Regions from separate parts of the Homo sapiens genome. Here region 1 is linked to region 2. The links are chromatin contacts, found by Hi-C in ENCODE. All regions are on one chromosome and are shown on one strand. Each heading gives the region's core, a stretch centred on a gene start or an enhancer-like site at or near the end of the contact. The rest is flanking DNA. Distances are from core to core; before and after follow the strand shown. Region 1 holds the start of C6 (complement C6). Region 2 holds the start of PLCXD3 (phosphatidylinositol specific phospholipase C X domain containing 3).

Region 1 (5,523 bases), core at 2,281-4,780, 300 kb after region 2:
ATGGCAAGAGAAACCATAGGCCATTTTGAGGATCAGCAAGTTATCCAATTTGGCTAGATGGTGGACTATGCAAAATGAAGGAGAGAAAATGAGTCTAAAGGGTAATATGGAATAAAATTGCTCAAGGTTTCCAATATTAGGGACTGGGACTCTGTAGCTAATTTCGTGGTTTCCTTAAAAGAATAACACTGAGATTTTGAATAGGGTTGTGCTACTGAGAGGTGAACTCTAGAGTATCCTTGCAGAGTAGATTAGAAGAAATTACAGGAGGAGTTCTAAAGCTCAGAGACCAGCTAAGCCACTGATGCAATCTTCAAGGTATGGTTTCATAATGGCTGGAAGTGGAACTGTAGCCATAGACATGATGGCAAGGTGGAAAAATGAGGAATGCATAGAAGAGATACTTCAAAGATAAAAGCTAAATAAAAGATAAAATTGCCTCATGTATTTAGCATCTAAAAGGATAGGAGGAGTCAGGGAGTGAGGATGTGATCTCTGTGATATGATGTTTCTATTATCTGTCTGAACATTAGAATACTAAGACAGGTGGACTAGGAAGCAATCAATACAAAGGTGATCAATAACCCCATGGAAGTAGATGAAATCTCAAATGAAAGAAAAGGGGTGAGGATAAAATCCTAGATGGGTGTAGGAAGAGAATCATAGAGGAAGGCAGAAGAGGAATTTCCTAAGTGTTCAGAGAAACACATGTATTATATTTTGTCCAGGAAGCCAATAGTGGATTTAGAAGAGGTCATTCAGTTTGGCAATTAGGAGGTTAATGGTGGTCATTGAGAGAATAGTTGGTGTAGGCTGGTTGTATTTATCACATAGATTTCAAAGAGTGAAGTGAATGAGGAGTAGATGGCAAAACATCAAATGCAGTCAATTTAGACTATCTTTCTAATAATTTTAGTAGGAAAGAGAAGACACAAAGAGTGTGGAAGCCTGAGGTCCAAAATACCTTCTGTTTCCTCCATATTTGAGAGTTTTGATCTATGATCCCCCAATTGAAATAGTTCAATCTGCCATTTCACTTTATCTACTCACATATTGACTGACAAAGCACACTCTGAAGAGTTTTTGAAATAGATGGGGTCATTAGCCTTGGCTCTAATAAGAAATTATAGTACTTTTGCTATAATGATAAGTTGGCATGTGAATACTTAGCATGTGAAAAAGCCTTCAGATAGCAGCTTCCATTGTTCATTATTTTATATTTGTGGTTATTTTCTTGGCAGAAAATACCATTTGGCTATGAATCTATTATCATTAAAAGAGGAATAATGGTTTTTAACAGAATACATATTCTCCTTCTGGTAAAATGATAATTGCTCCATCTTAACTCTCCATGTCCTGGCCCTCATTTTCTCCTGCACCCTTCTGTTTTTTTACAATTATATGCTTTCTACTGGTCAGTCAATAGCAACTATCTACCTTATGAAAATAGGAGATTTTGTGTGAGAAGGTCTTCTGTGTTACCAGCCAAAACTTCAGAAGGCCTGCAGTTGCTGAAGCAACTCAGCCAGTGCCAGTAAACTTCATAGCAGACTTTGTTTTTCAGCAGCACACATCTAAATATTGTTTAGAGAACACCTATATTCTTTGCATGCACAGAGTCAGACCTGAGCACAACTGCACACAAGTATTCAATTCCTAGCTCTGAAACAATCACCTACTCATCAGTCCCAATTAGCCTACTTCTACTTCCCAAAGCCACTGGACACTTTGTTGTATGTATCAGACCAGAAATATTTCTCTCTGGGTTGCAACTTTTCCTATAAGGGCCAGACGGTAAATATTTTAGGCTTTTCAGGCTGGAGAGCCTCTGTTGCCAGCTTCTTAACTCTACCATTGTAGCACAAAAGCAACCATAAACAATGGCCAATTGTGTGACTTTATTCCTATAAAACGTTATTTACAAAAACGGGCATCAGGCTAGTTTACCAATCCCTGCTCTAGAAAAAGGACTCATGAGTGAGATATGTCATTTAACCTTCCAAAAGAACCCAAGATGGAGAACCCAAATACATTGTTGAAAAGATTCTAGATTCTTAGTTGGTGCTGGGTCAATTCTAGTGTTTGGATCACAGACATTCGCATTCCATCTCAAGGATTTCCCCTTACCATCCTTAACTCTCTCCACCTGTGTTTTTCCAGTGCCACAGCATACAATCTTACTTCTCTGTCCTCTTCATAGCCCACATTACAAATAAAGTCCTCTTTAAGCTCATCCTACTGGCACCTAACTTTGCATCTCTCTGTATTATGACTTCCAGTATTTGCCTTTAGCTCCAAACACCTTGAACTCAGGACAAATGAATTTTATTTTAGGACCTCAAAGACCAATTAAAGAAAGAAATATGCAAATTAAATGACATATATTCTTGTCCAATCACCAAATATTTCTTTTCCTGTTTATCTTCTCAGGTAATCAAGGGTGAAGCTGCTATCCCAGCCCCAAACTAGCTTCAACACTGGTCTGCAGCACACCACTCTACTTTCTCTTTAGGCCCAAATTTCAATCTTTAAAATCTCAATGTAGTATAAGAGAGAGAAAAAAGACTGGAAATCAGATCATCTGTATTCCAGTTCTGACTTACTCTGGCCTTGGGAAAGTTACTACCATGTATATTAAACTATGTGACCTTTGAGTGGTGGGTTCCCAGCTGTGTTTCAAGTAATCTTTAGACTTGCTGAGATCATCATTTCCCACCATGTGATAAAAATCTAAGCTGTCTAAGGAATATTTGTTTTAGTTGTTTTCTACTGCTTTGAAAAAAGTTTGAAAAACACTTGTTTTACAAATGAGGGACCAGTGTTCCAATGAGGTATAGTGATTTATTGAAGCTCACATAGCTGGTAGCTGCTTAGTGCAGAAACAAGACTAGAATATGTATCCACATTCTCAGTCCCTATAGTTTTTTTTCTTTTCTATTGCACTATTTTGTTCTGCTTCACCTTAGGATGAAATCCATTTTACTTCAATCTAAAGTTAAATTGCAACCATTTCAGAGAAGCGTAATCATCATTACATATAAAGAGCCCATTTGATCATTGCTATTTTAATTCTTTCCAAATTAAATTTTCTGTTTGGTTTTGCTGGCATATAGAAACACTTTTTACTATAATAAACTTGTGTTGATAAATCATACTAAATTCATTTATTAATTCTAATGTTTGTAGATTCTTTTGAATTTTCTACATACACAATCACATTGTCTCCAAAAACATTTCTTAAATAGTTACCAATAACTATTCTATAATCAAAAACTAAGAATCTATACATTCCTAAGGGGGGCAGCAATTTTAAGCAATTAATCTAAAGGATTCTTTAAAATGGAAAGAGAGATTTCTATGCAGTAGCAATAGCTACTACAATAGCCCTTGAATTGAAAACTCACTGAAAATTCAGGACTCTGTGTAACATCCAACACCCAGAGTTTCAGGGTTACTACTGATTGGTGTAATCATTTGCAAAGTTCAAGTTCCAGAGAACATTTATTTTGACAACCCTCTAGGTGTTGCTAGGCTTCTGGGATATGACAGCATTGCCTTGTGTTAGCTAGCAATAAGAAAAGAAGCTTTGTTTGGATTAACATATATACCCTCTTCATTCTGCATACCTATTTTTTCCCCAATAATTTGCAGCTTAGGTCCGAGGACACCACAAACTCTGCTTAAAGGTGAGTAATATGATGATTTCATTTTCAATCTTAATATTTCAAAATTGTTAATCATGTTTCCAACAAAATTACAATTTCATGCATAAAAATATGTAACTCAGACTATAACCATTTCTTTGTCTTTCTTTTTTATAATTGCTTTGTTTAAATCTGAAAAGAACCAGAGGTCATGTTTTTTAAACAAATGTCATTCCAGAGGACATTTGAGATCAAGTTTCTCTATGAGTTAAATTAGTTAAAAGTAAAGCAAACATACTCTTTAGCCAAGGTCAGTCATGCACCTGGACTACCCAGCTTACCTTGGCGATAGTAAAGGTAGAAAGATAGAAAGGCTCATTTCTTGAGCCTCTGGGCATGCACAGAAAAAAATAATAAGAAATAAGAAATTCAGTAAGTTTACATGGAGATGTAAAGGAAGAACCTATAGCTGGGGATAAACTAGAGCATCCTCAGAAATCTGTTGGGTAAGATATGCTGAACTGCCTTGCAGACAAATGGTTCATGTGAGTAAAATACATTAGAAAGTGACAGGTTAGAATAAGATGGGCTTCATTTTAATTGAAATTCTCTAAATGCTCATAAAGCTATCATCAATGGTTCAATGGGATCACTGATTTTTGGAAAACTCAAGAGGGGATGGCAACTATGAGAAAACTGAAGAATTTCTGCTTTTCTACGATGGCACTGAAGTGGAAGACTTTTTTCCTATCTTCCTCTATTGACCGAACATTCTTTTATTCTATGTTTGTATGAAAATTGTACAGTAATGGGTAAAATGCCTGTGTGTAATTTTAGATACCTCCAGAATGCCTAGAGATGTGGAAATTAATAAATAAGAAACCATATAATACAATATGCTAGGCCATCATAACAAAAAAATTCAGAGAAGTAATTATTTTTATTTGATTAAAAATTGTTGCTGGGCTTGGTGGCTCACGCTTGTAATCCCAGCACTTTGGGAGGCCGAGGCAGGTGAATCACAAGGTCAGGAGTTCAAGACGAGCCTGACCAAAATGGTGAAACCCCGAGTTCACTAAAAATACAAAAATTAGCTGGGTGTGGTGGCAGGGGCCTGTAATCCCAGCTACTCGGGAGGCTGAGGCAGAGAATTGCTTGAACCCAGGAGGCTGAGTTTATAGTGAGCTGAGATCCTGCCACTGCAGTCCAGCCTGGGTGAAAGAATGAAACTCTGTCTCAAAAAAATAAATAAATAAAAATAAAATTGTTTTAACATAAAACAATTTGTATTCCTAATAATAGAATATTAAAAAAGAAAAGCTACCAATTAGCTCTTTCATTAGTACCTCATCAAATAAGTTTTAATGTTACCATCTTAATTTATATCAGGCTCCATATTGCCTCAGAACAGTTATAGCTTAAAGAGCGATCAGAATATTTTATAAGGGTTCTGTTTTTGCAGTTTTTGATGATAATTGGAATAAAACTCACCCATACCTTTCAAGCTTTTGGAAGTTAAAAGACAGTGTCTGCTGAGAACTGAGAATTAGTAATCTCTTGCAATTTAACTTCTCCAAATTATTTACATGAAAATTTCACCAGAAGCTTTAAGAATTTGTTTTCTCTACAATTGAGGAAATATTCTGGAAGATATCTGTCTTGTCCAACATCTAATAAGAAAAAAAAACAACAACAAAGTATCTATTTAGTTTTTCTTGCTGAAAAGGTCCCTGTATGAGAAAATTCCAATTTTGGCAGTGGGGGGCAAGGGTGAAGGGTATAGGGGAGTGGCTTCTCTAGTCTATCTAGTGGTTGAAAGGAAAGCTTCACATTATTTGGGAGCCTCAGCTCCCAAATGTTTGGGACTCACATTATATGT
Region 2 (5,555 bases), core at 592-3,091:
TGTTATCTTAAACATGTATGCACTCTCTTCTGGAAGCTTCACCACAAATCTCTGAGTTCTTATTACCACTTTATAATGGAGAAAACTGGGGCTAGCAGAGACTAGAGGACTTGCCCAAACTACTCAGAGACAGAGCAGCTGACCACTAGATTTGAATTTTCCTCATTGCCTTGCAATCATGCCCTGAGACCACCAGCATTAGGTGGTGTTTGTAGGTTTCTTACAGAAGGGTGGTGTTTGTAGATCTCTTGACCAAGAGTCCTATAGTAAGCTAAACTATCATCCTAATTAAAAGGATATGTGGGTTCTATTGTACTAGCATGTATATTAAGATTTATTTGGGGAAAATTTTCAGTATATCTCTTCCTCATCACTAAAGATAACTGTACCATGTCCTCTTGAAGGTATGAATTTATTTTACAAGGGGCATGGAAAATTTGATAACCAAAATAAGGCGTTGCCTCTCCTCTATCTTTCCCATAGTGCTCCCCATTTGGGGGTGAATATTCTTAGGACTTAGCATCATTGTAGAAAATAAGGTAGGCTCTAGGTTTTTTCTTATTTTTTAATGCTATTTGGGATTAAATGGATTTACTAACCTTGAATAATTATTCTCATGTTTCATGGCTCTCTTTGTCTCCTATGTTGATTGTCATTTCCGCAATCTAATAGCATTTCCCATAGAAAAATAAAAATTTACACAACCCTGGCATGAAAGAACAGAGGTCTGTTTATTGCATTTCCATTTCCTGGGTTGCAAAAGCCCAGCACACTTTCAGTTCATCTCTTATAATTCCTATTCAGGCCACTGCTGCTCTCATTACATTTGTAAAACTTCATCTCTCTCCTTTTACTCATCTGAGAGCAGGTGGACCCAGACAGTTCTTTGGAGGCCCAGTGAGTGATTTCTCTTGAGAGAGGCACATCTTTCCAGTCTGCAAAGGAATGAAAATGCAGACAGTCACATAGATCACTTTGAATGGTGCCAAATACATTCCACCAAATGCTACTGGCAATAATTAGAGCATGTCACTGGGAGATGTGGCGATTTTCTTCCAGCATAAGGCTCCAGTCTTACCCTGAGTGCCATGAAACTGACAGGACAGAGGCAGTGTTCTCCATGGAAATAATGTAGACTTCTCATGATCTGAGAAAAGAAGGGGGAGTAGCATTTCTTGACTTTGAAATGTCTGGAGCAAGGTACCCAGGATTAAGTAGGAACCACCTAGAATTTACCATGCCCTTCACTGACTCATACTTACCAGCTATTTCACAAAGTAGGCAAAAGAGTGAATAAAGATAATCATTTTTTAATAAACAGGGTTGTGGTCTCTGGCTGAGGAAAGGTATAACCTGTTGTAGATTACAAAAAGGAAAGCTCTTTGATAAGGACGGAAAGCCCTGAAACCCAGCATGAGAAGTCTGTTCCTCAGGAGGCAATAACATCCCAAAGTCTGCTAGGATTTTAGGTTCAAGTGCAAGACTGTCTTTCATACAAACAGGACGAGAAAGTCACAGCAAAGGATCGAGCAAGCCATGGGCAAAGCAGTTGGAAAAAAATGAATAGAAAAGAAAAATAAGAAACCAGGGAAAGCTGCAGAATGGCGAGGAAAGGCAGAGACGCCTAGGAAGGATAAGACGGGAGGAGGGGGTTGGGGAGGGAGGGGAGAGCGGAGAGAGCTGAGCACGGACGTCAGGAACAAAAGCTCCAGCGGAGTCTGGCGGAGGCACTAAGGGAGCACGGGGTGTTTTGAATAATTATTAAAATTAGCATGTGTCTGCGCCATCCTGTGGGTGTGGCGCAGAGAGGAGTGTAAACTCTAGCGGGGCTAGAGCAAACATTGGATTAGCGGCAGCAGCCTGCCAGCCTGCCCGAGGAGTGCTGGGACCAGCGCGCTGCACGCCGACTGGCACGATGGCCTCGTCTCAGGGGAAAAACGAGCTGAAATTAGCCGACTGGATGGCAACTCTGCCGGAGAGCATGCACAGCATCCCCCTCACCAATTTAGCCATTCCAGGTAGGCGCGCAGGGGCTGCGGGCTAGGCGCTCGGCGCCCGCTCCACCTGCCCCGCCCTGCTTTATCTGCCACTAAGTGGTAACTTGCCACGATGCCCGCGGGAGGGAAACTCGTCTTCCAGGGTGGGTCTCAGGCCAGGCGAGCGCGTGCCGGGTAGCCTTGGGCTTCCTGGCGTTTTCCAAACCCCTAAGGACCGAGGCGCTAGAGTCAAGGTGACTGCTTTTCTCCTGGGCTTTTGAAGCAGGTTGTATGCGGAGGACTGGGGCAGAGGAGAAGCTGGGCTCCAGGATGGTGCCTCGTGACCCCCTCCTATGGTTTCTCCTGCAGATTTGGGGAAGTGGGAGAAATCTCTGGGTCTGCGGGGTGACCGTGTGTGAAGAACGCGAGCTAGTGTCAGGGGCTCGCCTTCGGTGCAAGGACCTGAGTCTATCCCTGGCATGGAATTGGGCGGATTTGATAGATTCTCGGCTACAGTCATTAATATTCGTCCCCAATCTCCTTTAAAAAGACAAAGCGCTTCCCGAAGAGTGATGAAAGTTCAGGGACCAGAGGCGGCGTGATAGCTGCCCTTGAAAAGGAGCCCAAGGGGGCGACGGGCAGAGGGCACCATTTCGTATCGGTTTGGACCCCGGGGGACCTGGCCGAGTGGCCGCTGTCTCGAGTCTGGTCCAAGTGCGTGTTGGCAACACACTTCGCCCAGGTCAAAAAAGCAAACCCTTGCGGACCGTATGTTTACTGCTCGGGACAGAAGCTGGGCAGGGGAACCTGCGTGACCTGAGCGGAGGGGTGGGATTAATAGGCAAATAGTACGGAAAAGGTGACTGAGAATGTGTCCAGACAGTCTAGAAGGAAAGAAGCGTGGACAAAGCGAGGAAGAGACCTGAGGGATCAAGAAGCTTCAGCTTGATGTGTGCGACTTGGACCAGAGACTGGGCAGGTTTCTAGGGTGGCAGCTCCTAACAACCCCCTAGATCAGGTATCCAGGAGTGAGGGTCGTTTCAGGACAGTTTACAACAATGACAGCTGGGACACGGCCATACTTTATTGTCAATTTGGCTATGCAGTTGGGCTGGGGGAGCACACACTTGATCTTTTCAGAGCTGGGCTGGAGGGCAAATTACTCATGAACAGTTCACTTCTGGCCCTGAGCTGAGCTGGGCTATTAAACTCAACGTTATGGTCTACCTCCTCTTGATCTGCCCCATCCAGCGCCCCCTCTCAGCTGTTGGAGGAAAACATAATAAAGAAAAAAACAACAAAAACAAAAACAAAAGAAGGGTTATTTTGAAAATCACTAGATGCTCCAACCAAGAGTGCTGCCATTGATCAGTCCCTCAAATCAATGGTTGTTAGTCAAGTGGATGTTTGGCAGCAATGGCAGGCACAGGCTACTACAAGTGCTATCCACAGAAGGGGCTGTCTCCTTTCGTCCTTCTTCAACAGATAGCTTGCTACCGGCCAGGAATCTCCAAGGAAAAGAACCAACCCCAGCTTCTCCATGCAGCACTTATTCTGCTACCTAGGCAAGCCTGGAGATTGCTCTTTTCAAGGAGACAGTAGAAAGCACAACTTTGGCATAACTCCATTCTCACTTCCACAGGCATTCCCATTCCTTTTCTTCCTTCATTTTTATTTGGATTTTAGACAGCTTCTTTCACATGGTTTCCCCTGAATGTTTTTATATGCATAGAAGGTAAGAAGGGCAATCACTGTGATGCAAACCTTCTGGCAGGTGACTCTCTAGAGCTACAGGATTAAAAGCCTATGTTTGTTTATCTAGTTCTGAGATGGTATGATATCTTTTTGAGTCTACCTTACATTTCTGTAATATTTCACTTTTCAAAGCCCTGTTATGTACACCAGCTCACAAAATCCTTCTAAAACCCCATGAAGCAGGGAGTGCTGGCACTATTACCTCCATGTCACAGATGAAAAAACTGAAGCTAAGTGAAGACAAATGACTTACTATTTATCCCTATCAGTTCAGGGATCTGACCCCTTACTTGGACCTTTGGGAAGATACCCTATGAATTTTGGAGGGAAAGGCTTTGTGATTTGTATCTGGATGATTCAGCAGCAACTGTGACTAACCAGGGTTAAGAAAAAAGGAACTAAGCATTAGTGGGAACACAGTAATTTTCCTTTCCTGCCCTGGGACAAAATAAAAACCTGAGGTGAGAGATTTTGGTATCTGGGTGATCTTAGAGTACAGACATAAAGATGATGACATTGGGCTTCCATGGGAATTTATATTGTTTTCCCAGCTCCTGTTGGTATTATACTCAAATGGATCTCCTGTAAAGCTTCCCCTTCTCACTCCAATACTTGTGAGAAAAAATAGACCAACATTTTTCATCAAATCTATACTCCTGAATACTCGCATGTTTCTGTAAATTTGTTTGGAAGATCCACATATATAAAAAACCAGGTTTAAAAACAGGTTTGGCACCTTTTTGCATTACTCAGCACTAAGAATTTTTGGAGGAAAAAAAGATATTCAAACTTTGATAGTCAGAGAAGACTAATTGGAGACTATTAAACACTAATGGAATAATTGCCTTAAAATCATGCTAATAGCTTCCTGGCTGCTACATGTTTACTTGGCCAGTTGCTACAGCTCAAATTAAGTAATTATCTCCATCATTTAAAACCACTCCTGGTGCACCACACAAGTGTTTCTGTTGAGGGAAACTGCTGCTCAGTCATCCTCAAAGCTTCAGGTTGTCTTAGGTAAAGCGGCTGGAAAATAAAGAGCTGCCTAATTATAAGGCTACCCAACTGGGGCAGCTGACCCAGATTGCCCAGAGTTACAGCAAAAAACAATGTGCAACTGTGTGATATTCCCCACCAGAGCACAGTTCCGGTGTCTTTAAATATTTCTCAAATCTCTGCAGTTTGAATGGTTTCAGAGTAATCTCGCAATAGCTGTTTGGCATTTAAATGGCTTCATGATATGATATTGACTGGGCTGAGGAATTAAGTTAGTAATTGGTATTAGTATTTCACTTTCAATTTATTTTTTAAAGAAATGACACAGCCAGAACACATTGACAGTTACTCCAATTTCAGCCTTGTTTATTATTTCCTTCTCTCTCTGATGGCCCTAAACTTAAGTTTTAATTCGTGCATATTTGTTGAATACTGGCATTTTGGATTATGAATGATACTGCCCTTCACTATAAGCAGGTGAGAGAGGATAAACAGAGATGAAAGCAGGAAGACAAAGTATAAAATTTAGGTAAAAGTGAGACTGATGAAAATTCAGTTTCTCTGAAACAGAGTTCTAACTCTGTAATCATGGTGGCTCCAGAACTATTGTAAAGAGATGCATCATGGGAACACATAAGGTGCTGGTAATCTGCATGTGTGACAGAGAGTCATTCTGTCCAAAATCTAAAAGATTGGGAAGGGTTTAGCCCATGGGAGGGGTCTGCTTTGCATTCTCTAATATGTAAAAATCTTTTTCATATAGTGTAGCAAACTGACCATGAAATAATAAAATATTGGCCACAATGTTGTGGGACTGGAAACTCAGAA

The links. Hi-C counts contacts between places; a loop is a spot of excess contacts on that map. Pooled maps may share reads with other maps.
Region 1: a pooled map of left cardiac atrium shows a loop between it and region 2 (2.1-fold over the local background). The contact joins the promoter of C6 here to the promoter of PLCXD3 in region 2. A Hi-C loop is called at or near these places in 1 of 50 pooled maps.

What each region holds. Positions count from the first base shown.
Region 1 is chr5:41,211,539-41,217,061 of GRCh38, reverse strand. It overlaps C6 (complement C6), which reads left to right and starts at 3,530. Exons shown (of 18, transcript NM_000065.5): 1 at 3,530-3,686.
Region 2 is chr5:41,506,887-41,512,441 of GRCh38, reverse strand. It overlaps PLCXD3 (phosphatidylinositol specific phospholipase C X domain containing 3), which reads left to right and starts at 1,841. Exons shown (of 3, transcript NM_001005473.3): 1 at 1,841-2,018. The coding sequence starts at 1,916. RefSeq lists an enhancer at 1,487-2,315.